Linked DNA regions of Mus musculus: all the other regions are linked to region 5. A link is a contact called in ENCODE Hi-C data. All regions are on one chromosome and are shown on one strand. The core of a region is the stretch at or near the end of the contact, and the rest is flanking DNA. Distances in the headings are between cores, read along the strand shown.

Region 1 (3,974 bases), core at 745-3,244, about 87 Mb after region 5:
TCGAGACCAGCCTGGTCTACAAAGTGAGTTCCAGGACAGCCAGGGCTATACAGAGAAACCCTGTCTTGAACCACCCCCCCCCCCCCGCAATAAAAAAAGAGGCACACGTTTGTATGTGTTTTACATACAGTGCATTTACTTACATCAATACGTTGACTTTCTGACATTACTTCCTTCAGAGAAGTGACATAAAAATTCCGATCTCTTCTGTATGTTGATTTAAAAGTTTGATGGCTTCACTGGGTCATTTTTCAATGTTCTGAATCTGTATTTCTAGCAACACAGTATGTTCTTTCCAGTTTATGCACAGATTTTCTATATTATAGACAAATGTTCTTTCATTATATATTTAAATTTATTTTTACTTCATTTATTCTATTTTCTATGTTTAAAAATACCAGTCAATCCAGAGTTTGCAATCTTTTATCTTCATGACATAAATATTATTTTTCCTCTAATAATTGTGATATCTTTGTGGTTTTCTAACCAGTTCTGTATATTTATTCTCCTTAAGTTGAGCTTTTTCTATTTTGTTCTGTATCTGTTTGATTTATCTTCCTTTGATGTTTTCTTCCTCCCTGTTGATTTTTTTATATTATTTTTATTTTGTTCTTTTATGTATAAAATGGAACTGAACCATTTTCTTGAAAATTTAAATTCAGGAGCTAGAGAATAGATTAATAGATTAATTAATAGATTGGAGTTGTGACTTACTGAACCAACAGAAAATGTTGGAAGAGGAAATTCGAGAGATGGTTAAGAGCTCATAGCTTTCCAGGAAGACCTAAGTTCAGTTTCCAGAACCCATGTTGGGCAGTTCACAGTCACCCTGTAACTCTGGTTCCCGTAGATCCAACACTCTCTTCTGGCCTCTAAGAGTGCTTGCTCTCACGTGTACATACCCACACATACTCCTATACAATACATTCAAATAAAAAAATAAACATTTATCAAAAATATTGAATAAGGTATATAATTAGAGCATGCCTGTGGTGATATGGAAAGTGGAGACAGGAGACTTCCTGGAAGCTCATGGGCCAGCTATCCTGGTACACAAAGCATTGCCTAAGAGATCCCACCTCAAACAAGATGAAAGGAAAGGACCAAAACTCAAGGTGTTCTCTAATTCTCCACATACACACCCTCACATTTCACAAATATGGACCCTTTTAGAAACTGGTGAGTCATTTTGGAGATGGTGTAAGGAAGAGACCTCAGGCAATCACACTGTAAAGAGAAATGAAGCTTAATGGGGAGGAGCCTCGAATCACAAGCTAAAAGTTTAGATTTCATTCCATGGACAATGGAACAGAGAATCTCTGAGGGGAGCTGTATAGTGGAACATATGAGCTGTGCCCGTAAAACTTGTTCCGGAAGCCTCTGTGATTTGTGCAGGGATAGATCGGGCATCCCCTCTTCCTACCACACTGTGCTTTAGCCTTGGGTTTCAAACCTGGAGTAAGGCTTAGATTCTAATCTACTGCTTTAGTGACAGTTTGTGTTTAATGATTACAATTTGCTCATGCCCATCTGATACTCTCCTAATCTCTCGCCTGCAACTGAAATTGATGTTTGATCCTGTTTTGCAATGCATTCTACAAGCCAGTAGGGTTGCCTGCTGTTTCCCAGTCCATGTGGGCAGACTAAAAATTGGATTTTTCTACCGTAAATCTGGGCAGACAGCTGCTGACCCCCAGGGGATAGCACAGCCTGTCACTATTCCTGTTCTCTAGAATTTTTAGCACAATCAAGACAAGGTTTTCGGCTTTTTGTTCTGGGTGAGCTCAGCTAGGCCTGAAATCCAACAGTGTCCTTGGATGAATCTGATCAGCATGACCAAACTCACACAAGATGGAGAGATCAAAAGAGAATGCATAATTTTATCAATAATTCTAAGCAGAGTAAAATAGATAAGTTCTTTCAAGGTTGCTTCAATTAAACAGCTTCTCTTCTCTGCCTTTATCAGAAGGATGAGTCACCAGCAATCACTCACATCAGTTTGTCTACCAGGGAGGAAGAAATGACAGCTACAGTGAGAAACTGCAAAATCCATTTCCTCTTGATAAACCCACAGCGTTTTAACTAACTCAGCTTATGTAAGAACACATTCAAAAGGATGAGCTTTTTTGTTTCCAAAGAGAAGGGAGATGAACTACCTAGCATTCGTATGGCAGTCCACAGGAGCATATGTACACACACAGGTGTGTGTTCAATATGCACACATATACATATGCAATCTACACACATTCTATTTCAAAATAGTGCAAGTAAAAACTCATATGCATAATTTTGAATTCACCTATATACATAAAGATAGATTAATTAAAATTGTGTAACCACAGTAACTCTAAAGACATTAACAGTCAGATTGGTATAATATGATTTGTTAATATCACATGAAGAAGAATTTGAAGCAATTCCTTGCGTTAACTTTGGCTAATGGAGTCATATGGTAGAGAGTATATGGAATTACTATGATACTGTTTTATTATTACAATTCATTCTGCCAATATGAAACGAGGGACTCACAAAAATGGTGAAGAAAAAGAAGGTGCAGGTTGGTGACAGTATGAGACAAGGATTCGGCAAACTCAATCATATAGAAGGATTCTTCCAACACTTTATAAAATATTAAAGTTGCTAGCAGTAATGAAGAGTATACCAACAACAATGGCTTTACCTGTCATCTTGCAACTTCCATTCTGATGAGTAAATGTCAGAGTGATATACCTCAGAAAGTATGATTGACAGAATTTTCCCTGTTAAAAGTAGTTGCCAAGTTCTCTAGTGTAGTCTCTAGTCATAAACATATTTCAGACTTTGCATAGTGTGTAGAAAGTGGGGGTAGTGAATGTGAATGGCAACCATGATCTTGACCATATGGTACATCTGGTGTAATTCAGGGAGCTCTCATGCATGATCTCATGCCACTGTTCAGATTTAATTTCTATGCTAAAGGAGAATTCTTATTTAAACAGAATTCAGTATAAATGCTTAACATTTCAAGTTGGACACTCTCCTGAACTCTCTTTGGATGTTTAAGGCAATATGCAAATACAGTTTATTAATTTTATAATAGTTATCTGAATAATGGATATCCTTTACACATTTTAAAACAATTGACCCTCCCTTAGAACACCCAGGAGAATGATCTATAGGATTACACTGAGGACATTTGGATCTGCTGAAGTTGTGTTTAGGACATGGTGTGCTGATGCCCAAACCAGGTCTATTTGGAATTTCCCAGTTTCCTGTACTAAGCACAGATACAACAGTAGCACATACTTTCTGTCTTATCCCCATGATTCCCTGCTCTCCATGTGTTCTGGGTAATCCCAGGCTTTTGATCGGACAAAAGTGCACTGAACAGTAACCCATCTGGAAATCTATTGACATAGAAGAATTTATATTTGTGAAAAACTCTGTGTGAGAATCAGTCTAAGACATTTTCTAATCTTAAAATTTAAATGATACGACAAGGAAAAAGGTTTATTTGTGTGCTGTAGAATCCTCCTTAAAATTTTTATTATAATTCCCATTATTATAAAGGGGAGAGAGTAGGGGTTTGATCAAGTCTAACAATCACTCTATAGGAGAAAGCAAGGAGATTTATATAATACTACAATCTTCAGAGGACAAATGTTGAGTAACCTAGAGGAGAGATAAATCATCACACAAAGAAACGCACAAAACATCAAGTGGAAGATAGCCACAAGAGCAGAGGAACCTGCTTGATCAGGCATGTGTTGTAGGAGAAGAGGAAACCAAAAATGTCTTAGGTAATGTATCTTCTTGATATTCTGGAGACAAAAAAGGGAGTTTTAGGCAGGCTGCAGAAAGCTTCTAAAGACTAAAGGAGAAGGTGAGATTAATCATAGAAAGAGAGAGGCACATAGATTCTAGACTTTTCATAAGAAAGCAAGGAAGGCATGAGCTTATTTCAATACAAATTTGGAAGTGTATAGAAAACTAAA
Region 2 (3,579 bases), core at 340-2,839, about 86 Mb after region 5:
CTGGTGTGATGTGATAGTCACTGCAGAAAAGCAAACGTATCTTTGACTTTTGTGCAGGGCACTGTTTAGAACCACAACCCCCATTTAGCTGGAACTAAATGTCTTCATCCTCACAAAGGGGCCTCACCATTGCTACATGGTTGGTCTCTGTTTCCTCCTTTACCTTCTAACATTCATTACTGATCTGAGATCCATCTCTTTGGATTTCTCCAGCTTTAAGGTTTCATTTAATGGAAACATGAATTGTGAGTGAGTTTCATGTCTGATTTCCTTTACTCAGCATTAATTTTCAAGATGCATTTATGCTGTAGTAGCTATCAGTACTCCATTCTTCATAGCTGGTTAATTTTCTCTTGTGTTTATACGATTTGACTACCCATTTTCTCCACTGATGGGCTTAACAGCTGTTCTACATTTTTACCTGCAGTAAAGACTTCTAATACTATTACTGTGAACATGGGTCCATACATAGTTTATGAAATTACCCTTTTCTGTTTGTTGCATGCCCCTGAGTATTATGTGTCTGTCTGTCTGTCTGTCTGTCTGTCAGTCAGTCAGTCTGTCTGTCTGTCTATTGAGGCATAGAATGGATCTGAACCATAGAACTGTGTCTGCCTGGAATGTTGGCTATGCAGTGTCACAGGCTGATGGCCCAAGGACGTTGTGGTAGAATTTAGAAGCTTTAGGAGGTGAGGCTCAGCTGGGGAAATAGTTCACTGGGATGTATCTTGTTCCAGGCCTCTCCTGTCTATCTCTGTGTCCAACCCACCATGAGCTGTTAGCTCTTTACACCCCCTTCAAGGCAAACTAAATGCTCTAAAACCATGAGCCAAAATGCATCGGTCTCTTCCCTGAAGCAGCTTTGCTCAGACAGTTTTCTCACAGTGATGAAAAACTGGCACACTCTACCTATGCTTGGCCAATGGAGCAAAGAATATCCTTCAGAAGCTACTCAAAACCCACTGGAAAGGACAGGAATATATACTCGTGTGTGTGTGTGTGTGTGTGTGTGTGTGTGTGTGAGAGAGAGAGAGAGAGAGAGAGAGAGAGAGAGAGAGAGACAGACAGACAGACAGACAGACACAGACACAGAGGAGGGAGAGAGAGAGACAGAGAGACAGAGACAGACACAGACACAGACGGACAGACAGACACAGAGGAGGGAGAGAGAGAGACAGACAGACAGACAGACAGATAGACAGACAGACACAGACACAGAGGAGGGAGAGAGAGAGAGAGACAGAGAGACAGACACAGACACAGACACAGACGGACAGACAGACACAGAGGAGGGAGGGGGAGAGAGAGAGAGAGAGAGAGAGAGAGAGAGAGAGAGAGAGAGAGAGAATTCATAATACAACCCATCACATACTGGACCTTATGACACCTCAGGCACATTCTAGGCACATCTCTGTATTCCCTTATGGAAAGCCACTCCAGCCAGATGGCTTCAGAATTTAGAAGCATTTGTATTTTAGAAAAAGAAATATTCACTTGCTGCACATTGATTATGTAACACCCCCAGCAGGATCCCTGGAGCATCTTGTAATTAATACCTTAATATTTTTGCAGCCAAACATACAACTCTGCAAAGTGAAACCTAATGTTTGCACAGATTAAGCACTGCCAGTGTTTTATAAGTGACTGTAGCTCGAATCGGGTCTTGTTGCCAAGTGTGCTTCGCTTTTCTGCTCATGCCTCCAACCTTGACATGTTTAAATTCTGAAACTGTAGCTAAGGAGTCATTAACTTGTATTTTTGGAGAGTACGATGTGTGTGTGTGTGTGTGTGTGTGTGTGTGTGTGTGTGTGTGTGTGTGCGTGTGCATGTGCGTGTGCGCGTGCGTGTGCGTGCACGTGCATGTGCGTGCATGCGTGGTGGAGAGAGGACAACTTTAGCTATCTTTCCTCAGATGATGTACAGTTTGGTTTTACTTGAGAGAGGCTCTCTCACTGCCTTGGATCTTGCCCAGTAGGCGAGGCTGGCTGGCCAGTGACTCCTCGGGATCCATCTGCCTGTCTCTGCCTCCTGAGTGCTGGGATTACAGATTTGCACCACCATGCTTGGCTTGTTTTGTGTGGCTTTCAGGGATTGAAGGCAAGCACTTCACAGCCTGACTCATCCCACCGCCCCCCCCCCCCTCCAGCTCCCTGTTCAGAGTCTTCTAGGCTCTAGTCAGACAAGACTTTTCCTAGAAAGCTGAGTGACTTGTTGGATGCTATGTCTCAGCAACTGGAGATGTCTGTTGACAGTCTATCTGAGAGAGAGAGGAGGACAGGGTGCTTAAGGCCTGGCTCCTGCTCCCATGGCACTTCCAGCCTGGCTGGTGACAACAGATGGGAGTGAGTAGGGTTGTTTTGTGGCATGTGGCTGTGCATCTGAGGCTGCCAGAAGAGCTCAGATGGGCTAACTGGATGAGGATTAGTCTGGGGAGCTGACTGGAGACTGACAGAGAGACTTAGCTTAGGAAAGGTCACTCTGAATGTTACAGGTGAAGAGGCGAATTGCTCAGGCAGCTGTGGGTAGAAATACTCCGATATCACTGACCTGGTTCTAGAGCTCATTTGTCTCTTTTCATCGCTTATGGCTGGAATGACTAATTTCTAATGAAAGAGACTCTGGCTGGAACAGTTTAATGAAAATGCGCTTCCTTGGGAGTTATGACTGCCGAGCTAGAGAGTTTAAGCAGGGCCCTTGGCACATAGACACAGAGCAAGGTTCTCATTCCTGACTTCAGGGAGGGCTGAGGGAGGATCCTGGGGAGGCTACAAAGGAAGTGGGTGGTAGAGGGAGGGAAGCATTTTTGCAGGCTCTTGCAGGAACCTGTCTGAGGCAGACTTTCCGGGGTGTGGGTGGGCAAGTGTTTCCATTGTCTGAGAGTCACCTCCTTCCAGGCCTTCAAACTGCAGCAGACACCTGTTTCTACTGTCTCCGAGGGAATCTTCCAGACAGATGATCCCTGTCTGCTTGACTGGAAGTCAGGCTCTTCCTTTCTCATTAACTGTGGTCCTTTCCTAAGCCCTTTAGAAGCCCTTGAAATTTGAAAACTGCCCAAACTCCAGAGACAATTCCAGGAACCAAAGTATCCCCATGGCTGTGCCGAGCATCTGTGCCCTTGAGACAGAGCTTACCTGTGTGTTCTCTCTTGCTGGGGCCAGAAATGGTTCTAGACATGCTTGCTGTGGTCTAAGCTCTCCTGGACATGCTGGTGGAAGTCCAAGAGTGACTCGCAGCATCTGTTGCCCATTGGTAAAGGATTCTGAAAAAGCTCTAAAGGATATGATGTGGATCTGAAGGGGCCCTTTCTTCTCTACTGTGGCCTCACCAAGAGTCCCTCAGTGGAAGGGAAGCTCAGAGTCATGCTTCCTCAGGCACCAGGACGCTGGCCGTGGGATGGGGACACTCTAACACCATTGCCCTGGTTCAGGGGCTCATTTAGTTTCATGATTTATGATTGGAATGGCTAAGGGGCATTTTTAGGTGACCAAAACCAAGCGATTGGTGGGAGGTGATATATTTCAGGATGAGGGAATCACATAGAAACATGGAAAGATTCGGTAGCAAACTGGGAGGAGGCAC
Region 3 (4,096 bases), core at 594-3,093, about 90 Mb after region 5:
TCACATGTGTACAGCCACACAAAGACAAACACACGTACATATGATTGCTTGATAAACAAACAAACAAACAAACAAATTTAAAAAACCAGATTTGGGAGCAGCGACAGTATTTTCCCAAGAGGGATGACTCTAACTATTGCATATTCTTTGCTGTTACAGCTTATCCATCTTGGCTCCTGTCCTTACTGTGTGGCTTCACAGTTTTAACAATGACTCCATCCAAAGGTCTCCCCTTCCTCATGTTTCTAAATTTCCCAGTGCCAGAATTATCTGCTTGTTTCTTGGTTTGGGTCTGGTGGACAGACTGATCAACATTAAGTATATCTGTAAATCTCAACTGCCTACTCTGGGGTTCTATGCACAAGCCTGAACCCATGGCTTATGCAGCCATGGACTGGATAGATTATGTGTGCCCTCTATATAATACCTATGATAAAACTTAATTGACAAATTAGGCACTAGCAATCAGCCACAACTACTACAAATAAAATAGAACAAATGTATGAATTATTTTGGGAATTTTCCATTCAATAGTTTCTGTCCACAGATTACTATGGGTAACAAAGGGCATAGAGAACAAAGACATGAACAGGGGTGACTACTTGTATAGCAAAGTCCTGTTCCACAAGCTGGGTGACTACTTTTGGTTCTGTGAGCCAGGCTAAGGCCTACAATGCCCTGCTCTGATTAATAAATCCCTTGGAAGTTCTGAATATGCTGTGCAGCCAGCGTGTCTGATCTGTCTGTGCTCTCTGATAGAATAATTCTTGATTCTAGCAGTCCATTGAGTTAAAGTAGGGTCAACAGCCTGTTTATAAAGAAGTACAATATTTTACATCATTAAGGCTGGGAAATAGCTACAGACATTGAGTGGTTTTCTTTCTAGTCTAGTTCCTATGAAGACAAGATGTCAGCGACCCAAGGATGGCACCCTTAGTAATTTATTAAACCTATGCAAAGAAGGATGCTTTTTCCCGTTTGCATTCTTTTGTTTCAGTATTTCTGAAGCCCCAGTACAGGACGGGTTCTCGTGTGTCTCAGGTGATTTTTATAAGATTTATTCATCTATCTCGCGTCTATGTGAGCTCACTATAGCTGCACAGGGTGTGAGCCTGCGTGGGGGTCTCTGGGAATCGAGTGACAGGACCTCTGAGCGCTCCGGCCTCGCCCCAGACATTTAGAGTTTTTTGGGGGGTGTCAGGGTTTTGCTGCTTTTTTAAAGAGTAGTGTTTAGTGCTCTTGAGTATTTTTATTTAAAATGCTAGGGTTTTATTTTTGGGGTTTAAGAGTTTTAGGGTCTCCAGGCAGGGGTGGCACACGCTTTTCATCCCAGCAGCACTTGGGACGAGGCAGAGGCAGTGGATCTCTGAGTTCGAGGTCAACCTGGGCTACAGCGTGAGCTCCCACACGATAAGCACACGAGACTTTTTTTATTTTATATAAAAATCACGGCCGCCCGCCCTTGTCTTTGCAGACGCGGATCTCTCTGCGGGGGGCGGGGGGGGGCGGTTTCAGTCTCTGGGGCTGTCAGTCACGGTCGGGCGGGCGGGACTTCTGGCGCTGTTCCCTGCTCCTGGAAACAGTGAGTGGGGAAGCTTCCCGATTGGAAGCTGCTGCCGTCAATCACAGCGGAGTGGGCGGGACTTCCCGCCACAGACCAGCACTCTCAAGCAGAGCGCGTGCACAGACCCGAGCCTCCTGTTTTCCCGCCGCTGCCACCCGAAAACGGCCCGCCAGGGTCTCTCCGCCGCCGCCGTGAGCGCCGCTGTCCCGGGGACAGCGGATTGGAAGCAGGCAGTCACTGGCCGTGGACAGGAAGTCTCTCTCCCGCCATCTCAGGTCAGTGCAGTGGCGGGCATGTCCCTGCCTCAGCCTCGAGGCATGCTGGGAGTTGTAGTTCTGTTCCGGCTTTGGGTCCTCTGAGCCTCGCCCCCTTTTTCTTTTTTTTTTTTTTTTCGAGACTGGGTTGATTTTTTTGTTTTTTGTTTTTTGTTTTTGTTTTCTTTTTCATGGGACTAGACTTTATTTATTTAATTTATTTATTTTTATTAGATATTTTCTTTATATACATTTCAAATGCTATCCGGAAAGTTTTCTATACCCTCCCTCTGCCCTGCTCCCCTACCTTCCCACTCCCGGTTCTTCCCTGTATTGGGGTATATAAAGTTTGCAATACCAAGGGGCCTCTCTTCCCAGTGATGGCCGACTAGGCCATCTTCTGCTACATATGCAGCTGGAGATATGAGCTCTGGGGGTACTGGTTAGTTCTATTGTTGTTCCACCTATAGGGGTGCAGACCCCTTCAGCTCCTTGGGTGCTTACTCTAGCTTCTTCATTGGGGGCCCTGTGTTCCATCTTATAGATGACTGTGAGCATCCACTTCTGTATTTGCCATGCACTGACATAGCCTCATATAAGACAGCTATAACAGGGTCCTTTCAGCAAAATCTATCAGGCATTGTGCAATAGTGTTTGGGTTTGGTGGCTGATTGTGGGATGGATCCCCAGGTGGGGTAGTCTCTGGATGGTCCATCCTTTCGTCTTAGCGCCAAACTTTGTCTCTGTAACTCCTTTTAGTATTTTGTTCCCAATCTAAGGAGAAATGAAGTATCCACCCATTGGTCTTCCCTCTGCTTGATTTTCTTGTGTTTTGCAAATTGTATCTTGGGTGTTCTATGTTTCTGGGCTAATATCCACTTATCAGTGAGTGCCTACCTAATGACTTCTTTTGTGATTGGGTTACCTCACTAAGGATGATATCCTCCAGATACATCCATTTGTCCAAGACTTTCATAAATCCATTGTTTTTAATAGCTGAGTAATACTCCATTGTGTACATGTACCACATTTTCTGTATCCATTCTTCTGTTGAGGGACATCTGGGTTCTTTCCAGCTTCTGGCTATTATAAATAAGGCTGCTATGAACATAGTGGAGCATGTGTTCTTATTACCAGTTGGAACTTCTTCTGGGTATATGCCCAGGAGAGGCATTGCTGGATCTACCGGCAGTACTATGTCCAATTTTCTGAGGATCTTCCAGACTGACTTCCAGAGTGCTTGTACAAGCTTGCAATCCCACCAACAATGGAGGAGTGTTCCTCTTTCTCCACATCCTCGCCAGCATCTGCTGTCACCTGAATTTTTGATCTTAGCCATTCTGACTGGTGTGAGGTGGAATCTCAGGGTTGTTTTGATTTGCATTTCCCTGATGATTAAGGATGTTGAACACCTTTTCAGGTGCTTCTCAGCCATTCGATATTCCTCAGGTGAGAATTCTTTGTTTAGCTCTGAACCCCATTTTTTAATGGGATTATTTGAATTTCTGGAGTCTAGCTTCTTGAGCTCTTTGTATATATTGGATATTAGTCCCCTATCAAAAGAAAAATCCTTTTTTTTTCTTTCTTTTTTGTTTTTTTTTTTTTTTTTGAGACTGGGTTGTTATTTTTTCTAATTATTTTTTATTTTTAATTTTTGAATGTTTAATATTTATTTATTTATCCATCTATCTATTTCTCTATATTTTGGTTTTTTTAAGATTTATTTATTATTATATCTAACTACACTCTAGCTGTCTTCAGATGCACCAGAAGAGGGGTGTCAGATCTCTTTATGGATGGTTGTGAGCCACCATGTGGTTGCTGGGATTTGAACTCAGGACTTCAGAAGAGCAGTCAGTGCTCTTAACCACTGAGCCATCTCACCAGTCCATAATGTTGGTTTTCCCCATACTTGGTGTCTCTGGGCTTAACCCTGAGACAGATGCTCTGGCCTGCCACCTGGTGGCGAAAGGTTGTCACTGCAATGCTCCCCTTTTTGTGAGAAAGAGAGAGAGAGAGAGAGAGAGAGAGAGAGAGTGTGTGTGTGTGTGTGTGTGTGTGTGTGTTTGTTTTTTGTTTTTGTTTTTTCTTGAGGCAGGGTTTCTCTGTATAGCCCTACTGTCCTAGAACTCACTCTGTAGACCAGGCTGGCCTTTAACTCAGAAATTCCGCCTGCCTCTGCCTCCCAAGTGCTGGGATGAAAGGCGTGGGCCACCACCGCCCAGCTGAGTTTTTTTTCTGATTGGTGAGCACAGCTGAGTGGGCGGAGCTGGTGATT
Region 4 (3,736 bases), core at 388-2,887, about 90 Mb after region 5:
TCGCTTCCCTTCTTCTCTCTGGAGATGCCAGTTCTTTATCAGGGCCAAGAAAAGCAAGGGAGTTCTTAAAAGTTGACCTAGGACAAGTCCCTTCTCCAAGGGAGAAAAACAAAACAGCAAAAACTATGCTGTCCCAGAGGCCAGGATCTAAGTCTTAGCCCTGTTCCAGCCTTACTGTCCCATTTCTACCCTACTACCAAACCTAGGGGCCCCAGGAAGCCTCACCCAAAGTCCACATGGGAGACCAAAGCTGGGAACATCCCATGACTAAGCAGCCAATAGAGACTGCAGGCAGTGCTGAGACTTTCCCCTATGCCAAAGAGAAGGGCTGGCCCTCTACATCCTCAAGGGGCTGCTCCAAGTTCTTAGCCCCCTTGCAACAACATTAGTACCTCGAAGATCTAGAATTCTCCCTGGTTCGTGCTTTATGTGGGAAAACTGAGACCACAAGAAGACGGGAACAGACAGCCGACACAGGCCTCACTCTGGTTTCTGAACTGCGAGCCCATCCTTGCCCCTCTGGGTCTTCTGGAAAGGCATGGAAAGGATCAGCACCAGCGGCAGAGTGCTGTGGGGGGCTGGGGGCTGATGTGGGGGCACACACAGCTGAAGCCCTGCTTTTGGCATCCTCATCCTGCCTCCCAGCAAAAAGGCTGATGCAGTCAGTGTCCTGGGAGTCGGTGGTGCCAGCACAGTAGAGGCAGATCTGTCTGGGCCTGCCTGGCCCTGAGCATCCCAGTTCTAGTGGCTTGGTTCTTACATAGTTGTTACCCTCAAGTTTATCTTAGACATTCCAGAGCTGTTGGAGAGAACATTTTCCTAATCAGAGGCTGGAGAGCCTTCCACAGGGCCATCTGTGTCAAGCCAGTGCTGTGGGAAGGGCCCTTAGGCTCTCGGGGGAATCAAAGTTGCGTCCCCGTTGGTCTTATTGCTGCTGGTAACCTTGGGAACTCCTAGGACAAGGTTACCTCCTCCAGGAAGACAGTATGGGGAGGAAGAAACAATTGCCACCAACTCAGGGCTGAGTCCTGATTGGCTCCAAACAGCTCTTCAGTCCTGAATGAGTTGCTACCACCGCCACACCACACACACACACACCCAGTGAGAGCTTGTTTCTGGCTTTTGCAGGGGAGGTGTGTGTAGGGGAGCCAGGGTGGGCTGGGTTATAAAGAACAGTGATGAAGAACCTAGCAGGCTCTCACATAGCAGTGGCTGATGACATGAAAGCTGTTCAGGAAGTCTTTTCAAATACTGCAATGGTCGGGTCCCAAGTCTGCCTTCCTGTATAGTCTCTGCCTCTCGTGCCAGGGGCTCAGACACCGGCCTTCTTTCCTCTCCTGGGCAGTGTGGGGGATGGGGAAACGGGCCCCCTCCCACCAGTGCTCTGTTCATTATCCCTGAAATGTGGGAAGGACATGCCCTGGGGAGTAGATGATCTGATTCTTGGCTATCAATTTAATGTGGTCCTCCACCATAAAAAGGGACAATATAGGGACAGGGTGATGGCTCAGCATCTGTGCAAGTGTTCAGATCTGCAACACCCACACAGAAGCCAGGCAGGCACGACAGCCACCGGTGAGCCCAGGCAACCTGGCTATCTAGAGCAGCTAGAATTGGCAGGCTCAGAGTTCATCAAGAGACTACGCCTCGGTGACCAAAATAGAAAGTGATTAAGGAAAACGCCCAAATGCAACTTCTAGCCTCCACATACACCCTCATGTACATGAACTCACACACGTGGACGCATACACACACATGCATGCATAACATGTACACACACCAAACAGAACAAAGAAATCAAGAATCAAGAACAAAACAGTAGCATGTCCAATAACAGCCTGAGGAATTAGTGTTAGCTTGTTGGCATGAAGCGGCTAGGAGAAGCCTCGTGAACAGACAAAATTCCAACTCGTAGAAGCCCTGCAAAAGGCAATATTGTCGCACAGAACTCAATACAAGGGTTGCATGAGCAATGGAGTGGGGGTGTCTGTAGGGAGATAAAGATGCTCAGCCTATCAAACTGTGCATCTGAAGATATAGTCCCACCACTACTAAACTTTAATAAAGCTAGCCAGAGGGCTGGAGAGATGGCTCAGCGGTTAAGAGCACTGACTGCTCTTCCAGGGGTCCTGAATTCAAATCCCAGCAACCACATGGTGGCTCACAACCACCTGTAATGAGATCTGACGCCCTCTTCTGGGGTGTCTGAAGACAGCTACAGTGTACTTACATGTAATAATTGAATAAATCTTAAAATAAATAAATAAATAAAGCTAGCCAGGAAAGATCTTCCAGCTGGTAAGATGTGGTTAGAGATGTGGCCCTTGCAGCTGGCCACATCCAGGAGCAAAGCTTCTCTCTAAGAAACATGGAGGGCGTGTGCAGCCCTTACAAGTCAGTGATTAAGTGACCTGGGAAAGTGGAGACTTTGAAGAAGATAATTCTGGAACATCTCAGAGGCGTTGCCTTAAACAGGCTACAGGTAAGTGGGCCCAGTCTCAGGACATTTACCCCAGCCTGCCTGCCTGCCTGCCCGCCTGCCTGCCCTGCCTGCCCTGCCCTGCCTGCCTGCCTGCCTGCCTGCCTGCCCTGCCCGCCCGCCCGCCCACCCGCCTGCCTGCCTGCCTGCCTGCCTTCTTTCCTTCCTTCCTCCCTCCCTCCCTCCCTCCCTCCTTCCCTCCCTTCCTTCCCCGAGTCACCATGCCCCTACCCACATCTGAGGGCCTCACTCCAGGATCTACCTGAAGAAAGCTCCATCTTTTAGAACTATCAGAAAGTGTTCCCTTAGTCACACCACTGTTTTGTTTGTTTCCTTCTTTCGGCCCAGCATGGGGGGAGGGGGGAGGGTACAGACTCAGCCAAGCTTGGGTCTTTGGCTTGGCATACAGTACCAAGGAACTACTCCCTTCCTTTTACTTCTGGAAAGTTCTGCAGGTTATTCAGGCAAGACTGACCTCTTTCCCCCCAGCCTTGTCCTTCCAGCATCTACTGCTGCAGACTCTATCGCTCCCTGCCCTTCTGCCCTCCCTGCCTCTAACGGCTAACGCCCTCCAGTGGTTCTCGCTCTGCAGCGTTGGCTCTGCTACAGAGAGTGGGGAAGACCTGATCTGTCAGCGCTGCCTCTTTCTCTCTTCCCTCTATCCTCTCCCTGGAACTCCAGTGACCCGGGGACAGGACTGGAATACTTTGTCTGTGTTTTAGAATTAATATTTACTCCTAAATACTAGTTACTTCTGCTGCGCAGGGGAGAGCAGTTTGGACAGTTCAAGACCTAGGTACTTTGCTGAGCCACAGACCTGAAAGACCTGGCCTGGGGCAGCTAGAATCAGACACTGCAGGGCTCAGGATCAAGAACCAGGGTGTCTGGGTCTTTCTCACCTCTGTTGCTGGCTCACTCTCTCCCTCTTGTCCCCCTGGTCTCTCTGCTCAACTGCCTCTGACTGTCCTTTCTCTCCTGTCCTACTCTCTGAATATGCCACTCCACAGGTGCACATGCACAAACACATACACATATGAACACACACATATACATGAATACACACATACATGAAGACACACATGAAGACACACATACATGAATATACACATATACATGAATACACACACACATGAACACACACACACACACACACACACACACACAAGCAGACATATACTGCTTCTCCCCTTCTTCAGCCAGCAAGCAAGACAAGCGTAACAAACCACTCAGCCAATGTATGTACCAAGTTGGAGCCTT
Region 5 (4,086 bases), core at 562-3,061:
GAAAAGACAAAAGAGAGGCTAGTCTCTTGAAACACTGGTTTTGTTTTGTGTGGTTTGTGGTTTTTGTTTGAGACAAGAGTCTCCTAACCCTCAAGCCCCTGTACGTTATAAGATGTAAACACCGTCCCAGATTATAAACCATTGTCAGTTCCCATGAGGTCACTGTGTTAGACCAAACATGTTCTGAAAAATGACTTTAGAAGTGGTGGATGAAGCCTCAGGTAACACAGGGGTCCCCAGCCTTGCATCTGCGCTCTTGTGTATCATCCCCTCACCCCTAAGACTGCAAGAGACCCGTGACTGTCCTGCTTCTCACCAAGAGTTACCTGCCTTGCTAGCAGTCTCTGTGGTTCTCCTTTGCCAAGCTGTGACCTGCTTAGGGAGCATGCACATGGCAGGAGATGGCAAGTAGCCATCTGTCCGCCAGCCAGCCAAGACCAGATGAAACTCGCAGATCTATGGTGCAAGAAAAGGAATTCTGCTGGCAACTGTAGCATGGAAGCAGTTTCTCCCCCAGTCGAGCCTCCTGATGCCATCACAGCCCTGAATACCACCTGGACTGTAGCTTTTGACCCCATCACTCTGTGTTTCAATTCTTGAACCATAGCAATATGAGAGCAATAATAAATATGTGGTGTTTCAAGACACTAAAATTGTGGTAATTTATTACATAGCATTGAAATTACAGAAATCTTAATATGTAAAAGGGGACAAAAAAAAAGAAGAAAAGTAATATTGAGTTACTGGCCACATGGAGTGTTTATTAATGTAGATCCAGAGGTCAGTCTTCAATGCTCATTCCCATGATTCGTAGAGTCGATAATTCCTTACCATGATTACTGCCACCATTGATGCTGGGGAATGGACCAGATGGGGACAGTGATGTGCTCAGACAACAGAGTTCCCTGGAAGTCTCAGCCCTTTCAAAGTCACTGTCACCTTCAATGACATCCACAGAGGTTTCCTGGTCTATTACACTATCAGAAACACTTGGATTGTTTTCATTCCAGGGTGAGGCTTCATTATCTGTTTCGTCATTGACCTGTTGAATTATAACACCCTCTGAATGCTTGACTTTATGGGCGGGTATTAAAAATTCGCCCGGTAAAGAGAACATCTTGTTTTCGTCCTTCGGCACAGCCGACAGCATGTCCAGGGCCTCCTGGTACTGCTGGCGCTCGTGGTGACTCACTGTTTCTTCATCACTTACAAACTCATTTTCTCTTGAAATCAGAGCCTTTTGAAAATGAAGTTGATTCAACATTCTGAAATGTTTTTGCTTTGCTGGGTCTTCCTCAGATATGCAGCCTAAGTCAACCTTCAGCCCATGCAGCAGGTAGCGCATCTTTCCCTAGAATTGGGGGGAAAGCAATTCTGAGGGTCGTTACATTCGCTACACTATTAAAACTGAACTCTATCTGCAGCGCTGCTAGTCTCATGATCACACTCTCCCAGTCCTGCCCCTTTCCCCTCATAAAAAGCACAAGGCAGAAAGTGCCTATTTTAAATAAAACATATTCTTTTAGAGAATAGAAAAACATTAAATTCCAAAGAAAGACCAACCTCCTCCAAATGATGTTTATTTTTCTTTATATGTCGCTCAAACAGTCGCTCTAGAAACCTACAAATGATAAAGAAAAATATTAGTATCTTAAACTCAGATAACCTACTAAATGTAAAATAGTTACATAACATAAAAACCGACAAAGGCTGCAAAGTAGTTTTCAGATGAATGGTTTTCCCTGTGAAGCTAGAAACAAATCCTTCCTGCTCTGTCACGTGCTCTAACCTGGCAGGCAGCCTGGCTTCTGTTACGCATTTGTTTTTACGTTAGATAACAGACGCCAGTCTATCAGAAGGATTACGTACTACTTATGTTTCTGTGACTGTTTTAGGTGAAGGATAGAACTGCCTGCAAATCTCTCTCCCCATTAGACACACAGACACTAAAAGCTCCCTGCGCCCTTCACCAACCCTACAGAAAATGCTCTCACAGAGCTGTTAACCTTGCTCCTAAAGAATACTCTCCATGGACGCCAAGCCTACAAAACAGCCTCCAAGTGGATGCCAGGGCTTTATGCTAAACATATACAATAGTCTGCCTCCACTCACCCCAGCCACGGTCTCTTATGCAGCCCTGGCATTCAGAGATCTGCCTCCTTGCTGGGATTAAAGGCGTGTGCTACCATGCCTGGCCCTCTCTTCCTGCTAAAGCCAGGGTATGAAGACCAGTGAGAGCCATGGTAAAGGTGAGAGATTACATCTCTAGGATGAGTTTCCTCTCCCCTGAGGTTACAGCCCCTTCAGAAAATTTACCTGAGAAGCAAAGGTCACGATCCCTTCAGAGAAGTGACCAGCTTCAGGGAATACATTCTTTCTACAGCAGGCCCAGTACCACTCTTACTATTCACAAGTCTCCTGGAAACAACTAATTTCCTTGGCCACCATCATTCATACTCGTTAACACATGCAGTAACCCAGGAGGCCTGGGTTGTCCTATCATGTTTAGAGATCCAGAAACTTGTATCCTACTCTACAGCTACTGCTAACATTCTGGAATTGCACACCCGGACATTGTTATATGCTTATATATTTCCTCAAGCTGGGATTAAATAATACATATTATTTTGGTATAAATACACACACACATACACACATTATTTTGGTATAAATACACACACACACACACACACACACACACAAACACACAAACACACGCATTTTCTCATCAACTAGATGAGATCAACTGAAAGGTTGAACACCTTTCAGTGTGAAGAACTCCATCTTGCACCATTTAGTTTCTTTCTCAGTCTGGTTTTATGTTTGGTCTTATGAACCAGTGCTAAATCTTAAAGAGGAAATATAAACATTTAAGGAAACATGTAAATGATATGCAAATTTTGGGGTTGTATTAAAAAACATAAAAGTTACCATTTTAACCCTGTAAAATGTGTAGTCCAGTAGGGTTCCACCTATTGGTGCTGCTGGGAAGTGGCTCTCTAAACTGTTTCACCTTGAAACTTAAAAACTCCTTATGCAGTTCTTAAAAGTTACTAGTTTTGTCTCAACAATAAAAGAACCTCTGGTGGAATCACCATGCCTGACCTCAAGCTGTGCTATAGAGCAACTGTGATTAAAAACTGCATGGTACTGGTACAGCGACAGACAGGTAGATCAATGGAATAGAACTGAAGACCCAGAAATGAATCCACACACCTGTGGTCACTTGATCTTTGACAAGGGAGCTAAAACCATCCAGTGGAAAAAGACAGCATTTTCAATAAATGGTGCTGGCACAACTGGCAGTTATTATGTAGAAGAATGTGAATTGATCCATTCTTATATCCTTGTACAAAGCTCAAGTCTAAGTGGATCAAAGACCTCCACATAAAACCAGAGACACCAAAATTTATAGAGGAGAAAGTGAGGAAAAGCCTCGAAGATATGGGCACTGGGGAAAAATTCCTGAACAGAACAGCAATGGCTTGTATTGTAAGATCAAGAATTGACAAATGGGACCTTATGAAATTGCAAAGTTTCTGTAAGGCAAAAGACACTGTCAAGAAGACAAAAAGGCCACCAACAGATTGGGAAAGGATTTATAACAATCCTAAATCTGATAGGAGACTAATATCCAATATACACAAAGAACTCAAGAAGGTGGACTCCAGAAATTCAAATAGCCCCATTAAAAATGGGGTTCAGAGTTAAACAAAGAATTCTCTCCTGAGGAATACCAAATGGCTGAGAAACACCTGAAAAAATGTTCAGCATCCTTAATCATCAGGGAAATGCAAATCAAAGCAACCTTGAGATTCCACCTCACACCAGTCAGAATGGCTAAGATAAAAAATTCAGGTGACAGCAGATGCTGGCGAGGATGTGGAGAAAGAGGAACACTCCTCCGTTGCTGGTGGGATTGATAGCTGGTACAACCACTCTGGAAATCAGTCTGGCGGTTCCTCAGAAAATTGGACATATAGTACTACCGGAAGATCCAGCAATACCTCTCCTGGGCATATACCCAGAAGATGTTCCAACTGGTAATAAGGACACATGCTCCACTATGTTCATAACAGCCTTATT
Region 6 (3,696 bases), core at 519-3,018, about 90 Mb after region 5:
GACCTATTCTATTGACATCTTTTCTGCTTCCCTGGGACACCTGATGCCCTGTGGTTCATAGGATGCAATTCTGCACACAGTAGGCACCCACTGAACACTGTCTGGAGACGGGGTATTGGACATGACTGGACAGCTTGGTTGTAGGAATCCAGCTAATCAAGCTTTCTTGAAGGAAGTGACTGAGGCTGTGTTTGTGGGGTTGGCAGAGAAGCATCAGGCCTCTGAACGTGATCAGCAGAGGGAAAACCCACTCACGGAACCCAAGTGGAGCGCATGATCTCCGTGTCAGTGGCTGAAGCTTTATTCTCAGCCTGACCTGAGGAGTACAATCTCTAGCCCCTCACAGTGGCCAGAGCCATGGAAACAAGAGCCAGGAGTCAGCAAGCAGAGCGGGCCCCGAGGTCTGCACATCATGGTTATTCACTGCACAACACCCAGCACCTATAACAGCCAGTGCTTCGGAGAGGCTCACTGAGCGGAAGCCACAGGCCTCGATGACTCCACCTGGCCACTGCCACTTAGTAGGCAGCTCCTTGGGTAAGAGTCCCTCTACGACCAGCTCCCTAAGCTTCTTCAAGCACAGCTACAACTCAGCCAAAGTACATCCTATTTCAGGAATTGAGAGAGTCAGTCTTTTTGTTTGTTTGTTTTTTGAGACAGGGTTTCTCTGTGTAGCCCTGGCTGTCCTGGAACTCACTCTGTAGACCAGGCTGGCCTCGAACTCAGAAATCCGCCTGCCTCTGCCTTCTAAGTGCTGGGATTAAAGGGGTGTGCCACCACCGCCTGGCTGAGTTAATATTTTAAAAAAAGATTTATTTATTTTATTTATATGAGTACACTGTAGCTGTCTTCAGATACACCAGAAAAAGGCATCAGATCTCATTACAAATGGTTGTGAGCCACCATGTGGTTTTCTGGGAATCGAACTCAGGACCTTCAGAAGAACAGTTAAGTGCTCTTAACTACTGAGCCATCTCCCCAGCCCCTGCGATAATCTTTTCAAAACATATTCGATTGCGAGCATTTCATAGGACACCTGTGCACAGGTGTGAACAGGTTCCTACAGCAGTGGGAAGAGGACGTCACGATCCCTTCGATCTGCAGTTACAGGTGGCTGTGAGAAACCCAACCTGTCATGGGTTGTAGGTCCCAGACTTTGATCCTTTAGGAGAGCAGCAAGCTTCCATGATCCCAACCTGACCACCTCTCACTAAAGTGCTGAGAGTCACATGAGGACTGCTAGCTGTTTGTGTCACTTCTCTACCAGTCCCTGGCCACCTTTCTCCTGACTCCTTAGGGTATAGAGTTGGGTAATGATTGCTCAAAACAACAGTCTGCAGTCCATGGGGGCATCTAAGACTAGAACTGAGGGCTCAGCTACTCCAAGGCACTTTGCACATCATGCCTGCTCTGGGCTGTCCTCAGCCTATGGAGAGGTAGCTGAACTGGGAAGTACCTGGCATCCAGGCAGGAGATACACTGGTGGCTTTGTGGTCCTCTTCTGGGGATGCGTATAGCCCGGGTGGTGAGCGAGCTCGAAAGCTAAGCACACACAGCCTTTCACATCAGCCTGGCTCTGGATGGCAGTCTGTAGACACCAAGCCTAGTGATAGCTAGGAACAAAGAGCAGCAGGACTTGGCTGTGATTAGCCTCTGCAGCAAGGACTCTAGTTTCAGAGCCGATCCTTGAGCACATGGGCATGACCAGAGATGCAGAAATGGCCCCTCTATGCAGCAGAGCACAGGATGCCAGCCCGGCCAGAATTAGCCCCAGAACTGGGACTTTGCAGAACTGTCTCAAGTTCACAATGTTCTAAGAACAACACTGGGAGGAAGGGAGCAGCGGATGCAGCCGCTGGCAACACTTCCTGCCCACGGGGCCCATAATAGCCCCAAAGAAGCACACACTGCTGCCCAGCCGTCACTTTCTCTTGCTTGGAGATACTGGAGCTGCGGGCTCCCGAAGAGTCAGTCCTCAGAACAGAACAGCCGTTAGTTCACCCTCAAGAACACAGACTCCAACTCAGTCCTAAGAATTCAAACCTAAGTACTGGGAAGAGAGGCTGAGGGGTGGCTCAGACTGCACACATCTGAGAATCCCTAAGAAGCTGTTTGCTCTGTGGTGGGTGGCAGCCTGCAGAGCTGTATGCTGAAGAACCCGACATGCAGCAGTGCCGTGCTGGGCTGCTGGGGTGCAAGGCTAGGCCTGTGTATTATATCCATCAGGTGGGGCATGTCTGAAATCATGGTACTTCCAGTTCCATGTGGAGAACCCAAGATGAGAATCTGGAGGGAAGGGGTCCTCATTCCACACGGGGCTTGGCTGAGTGATTACTAGCCAGAGACTCCTTCTGGGCCCTCTGCCTCAGTTTACACAGTGGGAAAAACTAGATCTCCTAGATCCCTTCCTTCCTTCCTTTCTCCTAGTTCCAGCTAAGAGACAGTCTGGAGGGCTGGGCCAGAGTTAGCAGACATAGAATACCTACCCTGGTTACAAAGGACTATTCCAGCCCCCCACCAGAGAGAGAGAGAGAGAGAGAGAGAGAGAGACAGAGACAGAGACAGAGACAGAGACACAGAGAGAGACAGACAGAGAGACACAGAGACAGAGACAAAAGAGAGACAAGGCAATAGAGAGGGGGAGACAGAAACGGAGATAGACACACATAGAGAGAGACACACAGAAACAAAGAGACAGAAACACAGAGAGTCAGAGGCATAGAGTACCTTCCCTGGTTACAAGGGACTATCCCAGCCTCCATCACAAAGAGAGAAAGGAAGAGACAGACAGAAAGACAGAGATAGAGAGGTGGGGATAGAAATAGACAGAGACATGGAAACAGACAGACAGACAGACAGACAGACAGACACACACACACACACAGAGAGAGAGAGAGAGAGAGAGAGAGAGAGAGAGAGAGAGAGAGAGAAACACACAGAGTCAGAGACATAAGAGTACCTTCCCTGGCTACAAAGGACAATCCCCTCAACACACACACACACACACACACACACACACACAACACCACCACCACCACCACCACCACCACCACCACCACCACTTCTCCTCTCAGCCCAGGCATGGAAAAGAACAACACTGAAATTCTGGCTTTATCACACACAGACTTTACTGGATAACTGGGAGACAGACTGGCTGTAGGTCACAGACCAGTGATCAAAAGAAGTCATGATTGGAAAAATGCTATCTGTGGGGCAAACAACCATGCCAGGGTGTCCCAAAAGCTCCACAGCAGACAAGTCCCCACTAGTGGGCAAAGCCACACTAGAGAGTGGTAGGTCAGGTCAGATACTGTTAGGGACCCCACGTGGGGATCAGTCCATGGTCATCCAAGCTCCTACACACCCATTGGCTCCTATGTCATCTGTCACCCAAAGTAGGTGCAAGGTGTGTATGAAAGAGGTAGAGAGCTGGTAGCCAAGGCACACAGGAATGGATATAAAGGGACTAGGGTTCAAAGATGCCCAGGGACCACAGTAGGGTGGCTCTACAAAAGATTGGGCCACGTGAACCTTCCTCCGCAGTCAGAGAGGAAGGGGCTTCTGGGCACTGGGCTGAGTTCTAGGCACCAAGAGATGGAGGGGGTGAAGGCCTGCTGGTGAAAGGGAAGCAGAGTTGGGTGGAGGCTGTCTAGAGTCAGTCCTCAGCTCTGGGGACCTTAACCTAGGAGAGCAGAG
Region 7 (3,888 bases), core at 467-2,966, about 90 Mb after region 5:
GCATAGTACTAGTGCCTGCTGCATGAAAGACAGCTCTTCTCTCTTACCACCAGGACCCTGTATTCCTAGTCTGTGGCTGGTACTACTTAGCCTCACCAGTGATACAAGACCATGAATCAAAGAATGAAATGACATCTACTCGGAGAGTAAATGAGAAAGTCCCTAAGAACACATCAGTTGAGCCTGGTGGTGACTTTTAGGCATTCCATGTCACTCACCCTGATGTCAATGCTTCATAGATCAGCCTTGTGGCATTTTAGTACGGCATCTTATCTAGGTGGATGAAAGAGATTCCTTAACAGAAAGGAAGTAAAAGATACCCCTAAACTCGGAATAGAAGCCAGTGCTAACTTAGTTCTGCCACGCACCCCTGAACTACCTTGAACCCTAGAGCCCATGTGGCCTCTAATGCCCAGTAATTAACATGAGAACATTCTTTTCCTAGACCCCTCACAGGCCCTTGAGATAATCAAGAGCTAAGGGTTGCCTGCAAAAGTTTAAGACTAATAGAAGCCTTCCTCATAGAAAATGCATTTCCTCAGTCCTTAAGTGGTGATGATACAGAGGCCAGCAACTGGTCCTGCTTCACTAATTATAGCATCTATTCCCCTGGGCCCCAAATGCTATAAAGAGAAAAGGAAGGAAGTGCCTTGCTCTCTCAGGACACTGAACTTGGCACATAGTCAATCCATTTTTTTTTTTTTGTTTGACATCAGAATCTTAAGACCTCAAAACCCCACGTAAGTATTAAACCTGCAACAATCATGGTATGATTGTTTTCTTCACTTAAGCTTAGCCCTATTCAGGCCACAAGACACCTCCGTGCTGGGGACAAAAATCACAGAGCTCCTGCCTTACCAAGACCTTCACAGTACCTGAAGATCCTTAAGGGTCTCAAGCCTACACCAGAGCTCCCAGAGCCACACAGGGATTGACAATGGCCTCCCTGCCCAGGGGTGCTGCATTGAATGACATCTGACCATCAAAGAGCCTGGGGCCACAGCAACCCCAAACGTGAGGCTGATTAAAGAGGGTTATGCGAATTGCCGAATTAAGCCGTCCAAAATTGGATAAAGTGATTGTGAAATCTGTTTTGAGTCAACCTATCCATGTCTCATGGCAGGAAAAATGTCTCGGTAAGAGTTCATGGAGGGAAAACTCCAACAGCTCATTGCTGGCTGACCTTCCTGGGCTCCTAATATTCAGTTCCCCAAAAGGCATCTAAGCCATGTAATTTCCAATATGGGAACAATTTGAGTCGCAATTAGGCAAATCTCAGAAGGTTCTGCCACTGATTTGTTCGTTCTCTCAATATTATTCTATAGGACACACTAAATGCCGCACAGGGGTCACACGGAGGACAACCGGGAGCTGTGCCTGGTAGGTTACCAGACTGGGTAAAGCATTGCTGAGCTTGTGAGACCATTTGGCCTCCCGCTGGGTACATGCCCTCTCCCCAAGGACATCTACTGATGGCTCTGCTGGGGACCAAGGCTGTTGGCCACTCGGACCTCTGGTAGTGATATAGGAACTCCTGTGGCCCTTGACAGGGGATTGGAAATGGTCAGGGCAGATAGCAGCTAGAAAGAGCCTGGAGAGTGGAGGTGGAAGCAAAGCTAACCATAACTGTCATCTCCTTGTTCCAGGCCCTCATTAATCCTCAGGGACTCGGGGAGGAAATGCCATAGCTCAGAGTCAGGTGTGGCGGCACACGCCTATAATCAAGAAGCATCATTCAAGAAACATCACTGCAAAGCCAGTTTGGCTCTACAGAGCAACTTCTAGGCCAGTAAGGACTATATAACAAGAGTCCATACATATAAAAATGCCAGCAGAGAAAGAGAGAGGGAGGGGGAAAAGGTGGAAGGGAGGAAGGAGGAAGGGAGGTAGGAAAGTAGAGGAAAGGAGAGAAGGAAGGAGAGAGAGAAAGAGAGAGAGAGAGGAAGAAGTAAGCACACTGGACCTGAGGGCTCTGTCGAGACTAAGTCCACTATAAAACAAAAATAACATAATTTAATACCATGTCCCAAAGTGCTCCAGGAAACAAACAAACAAAAAGATTTATTCCTCCTGCTTCAAGAGTACAACATAGAAAAGTGGGCCTTGTGGCAGGAATAAGAGCTCATCCAGCAGAGAACAGGAAAGTGGCATTCTAGAACATTCTCCTCTCTTGGTAGAGATGAGCTGGCACTCCCTGAGCCGTGAGTGCCGTCCAAGGACAAAGCTGTCTTCATCGTTTTCAATAAGCAAAACCATACTGGTCTTCAGTTTTAAATTAATGTCTTCTCCCTCATCCTTGCTCTCCCAGGAGGAGGAACCATCTTTCCAACCCCCTGGGGCACATCTGGTTTTCCATGGTCTCCTGTTGTGATCTGCACTTTATCCCCTGGGTGGCTGGTTTGCTCCATCAAGCAAGAATGTCTGGATTCTCTGCATTCTGTGCACAAACTGCAGGGGCTGCCTAGTCCCTTTCCTGACAGCCCAGAGCCAGTGCTCCAGGGAACCCAGAAGCGCATGCATGGGGGGGGGGGGGGGGGGGCAGGACTTGCACAACAGGCAGACACCTCCCCCCCCCCCCAAGCCTGGTGAGACCCAGCTTCAAAGCTGGATGAGCGAGTGACCAAAGGTCACAGCTGAGTGATGCCGGAAAAGCAGGGAGATCGCCCAGGTAAGGTGAAGAGCCCAGAGTGGACGCAAGGAATAGAGGTTGTACTCATCACAAACACAACATGATGTGATTGATGTTAAGGCCACAAGTGAAGTATGATTAGGGTTCACACAAGATCTAAAAGTTGGACACTCTGAGGAAGAACCTTAAATGTACTAGAAGTTGCCAAGACTGAATTACAAGTTCTGGCTGGTCTGTATAGGAAGATCTGCAGTGAAAACCTCCTCTCAGCCACCAGTGGGGAAGTGCCCTGGCCCCTGAGATGCTCTGTGATCTGTGAACAAAGTGTGCTTTCCTCACACAGAACAACTCCTCCTCCTCCTCCTCCTCCTCCTCCTCCTCCTCCTCCTCCTCCTCCTCCTCTGTTATGGCTTCTCTTATGTCTGCAGTGTGGACAGGCCCTAGCAGGAACTGCAAACTCCTGACAAGATCGCCCAAGAATAGAAACCATGCTAGGATCTCAGCGAAGGGGTGGAGGCCCGCCCTGCTCTTGACTTCTTACTTAACAACTGTTGTTTCTTAGGTCAGTTGTTTCTCTCTCTCCTCCTTCTTTCCTCCCCTCCCTTCCCTTCCTTCAAGCTCTTTTCCTTCCCTTTCTCCCTTGGGTCCCTCCCTTCCTTCTTCCTTTTCTTCCTTTCTTTCTAGCACACAGCCAAACATGACCCCTCCTTGACATACCTAACATTCACGAGATACTGAGTATCTGATACACTAGATTTTTCTGGGTAATTGGAGACATGAGGAAACAGTTGATTCCCCATGAACTGAAGGCCTGAGCTTCAGGCTATGCAGTACTGTGCAGACCTCAGAGCATCTTCAGAGGCCTCTTCTCTGGCTTCCCTGCACCCCTTCCTTCTTTCTCTCCCTCCTCCTTCTCCCCATCCTCCCTCTCCTCTTTCTTCTCCACTTTACATTCTTTTATCTCCTTAAGCTTCTCCACAACAGAATCAGGTCCTGTAACATTTATTGACACCAGTGAGACCAAGACTATTTATCACTATGCCCAAGAAAGGACAAAGCATGAACCCGCATTTGCCCATGTTCCTCTACCCAGACCCTTCTGCCACCCAGCCTCAGTCAGCTCATCTAACAAATGGGGCCAAAATGTCTTAAAAGCTACAGATGTGAAGGACTGCTCCAATTTGAAATAGGGGCTTATTTCTATTATGTTTAGTGATTTTCTTCTGTCTGAATGAACAGTCTGAAGCGTCTTCAGGATA

The links. A loop is a pair of places that touch in the nucleus more often than their neighbours do.
Region 1: a map of T-helper 17 cell shows a loop between it and region 5 (14-fold over the local background). The contact joins two enhancer-like sites. A Hi-C loop is called at or near these places in 3 of 37 maps with a recorded cell type or tissue (T-helper 17 cell and T-helper 2 cell).
Region 2: a loop to region 5 is called in a map of T-helper 2 cell, with 16 times the contacts of the local background. The contact joins two enhancer-like sites. A Hi-C loop is called at or near these places in 2 of 37 maps with a recorded cell type or tissue (T-helper 17 cell and T-helper 2 cell).
Region 3: a loop to region 5 is called in a map of T-helper 2 cell, with 28 times the contacts of the local background. The contact joins two enhancer-like sites. A Hi-C loop is called at or near these places in 2 of 37 maps with a recorded cell type or tissue (T-helper 17 cell and T-helper 2 cell).
Region 4: a map of T-helper 2 cell shows a loop between it and region 5 (13-fold over the local background). The contact joins two enhancer-like sites. A Hi-C loop is called at or near these places in 2 of 37 maps with a recorded cell type or tissue (T-helper 17 cell and T-helper 2 cell).
Region 6: a map of T-helper 2 cell shows a loop between it and region 5 (18-fold over the local background). The contact joins two enhancer-like sites. A Hi-C loop is called at or near these places in 3 of 37 maps with a recorded cell type or tissue (T-helper 1 cell, T-helper 2 cell and regulatory T cell).
Region 7: a map of regulatory T cell shows a loop between it and region 5 (24-fold over the local background). The contact joins two enhancer-like sites. A Hi-C loop is called at or near these places in 2 of 37 maps with a recorded cell type or tissue (T-helper 1 cell and regulatory T cell).

The regions. Positions count from the first base shown.
Region 1 is chr12:12,086,598-12,090,571 of GRCm38, reverse strand. No RefSeq gene overlaps it. Among named protein-coding and RNA genes, the nearest start is that of Gm46334, 57 kb to the right of the region's middle. Within about 2 kb of position 1,994, at least 1 of the 3 ENCODE cell types and tissues checked has a DNase peak (open chromatin) inside an H3K27ac peak, as active enhancers do.
Region 2 is chr12:12,714,958-12,718,536 of GRCm38, reverse strand. No RefSeq gene overlaps it. Among named protein-coding and RNA genes, the nearest start is that of Gm40270, 8.5 kb to the left of the region's middle. Within about 2 kb of position 1,589, at least 1 of the 3 ENCODE cell types and tissues checked has a DNase peak (open chromatin) inside an H3K27ac peak, as active enhancers do.
Region 3 is chr12:8,638,585-8,642,680 of GRCm38, reverse strand. No RefSeq gene overlaps it. Among named protein-coding and RNA genes, the nearest start is that of Pum2, 34 kb to the left of the region's middle. Within about 2 kb of position 1,843, at least 3 of the 3 ENCODE cell types and tissues checked have a DNase peak (open chromatin) inside an H3K27ac peak, as active enhancers do.
Region 4 is chr12:8,856,817-8,860,552 of GRCm38, reverse strand. No RefSeq gene overlaps it. Among named protein-coding and RNA genes, the nearest start is that of Gm33483, 21 kb to the left of the region's middle. Within about 2 kb of position 1,637, at least 2 of the 3 ENCODE cell types and tissues checked have a DNase peak (open chromatin) inside an H3K27ac peak, as active enhancers do.
Region 5 is chr12:98,666,367-98,670,452 of GRCm38, reverse strand. It overlaps Spata7 (spermatogenesis associated 7), which reads right to left. Exons shown (of 11, transcript NM_001289572.1): 10 at 1,564-1,621; 11 at 634-1,351. The coding sequence ends at 782. Among named protein-coding and RNA genes, the nearest start is that of Spata7, 40 kb to the right of the region's middle. Within about 2 kb of position 1,811, at least 1 of the 3 ENCODE cell types and tissues checked has a DNase peak (open chromatin) inside an H3K27ac peak, as active enhancers do.
Region 6 is chr12:8,343,232-8,346,927 of GRCm38, reverse strand. It overlaps Hs1bp3 (HCLS1 binding protein 3), which reads right to left. Exons shown (of 7, transcript NM_021429.3): 7 at 3,104-3,696. Among named protein-coding and RNA genes, the nearest start is that of Gm33134, 19 kb to the left of the region's middle. Within about 2 kb of position 1,768, at least 3 of the 3 ENCODE cell types and tissues checked have a DNase peak (open chromatin) inside an H3K27ac peak, as active enhancers do.
Region 7 is chr12:9,125,804-9,129,691 of GRCm38, reverse strand. No RefSeq gene overlaps it. Among named protein-coding and RNA genes, the nearest start is that of Ttc32, 98 kb to the right of the region's middle. Within about 2 kb of position 1,716, at least 1 of the 3 ENCODE cell types and tissues checked has a DNase peak (open chromatin) inside an H3K27ac peak, as active enhancers do.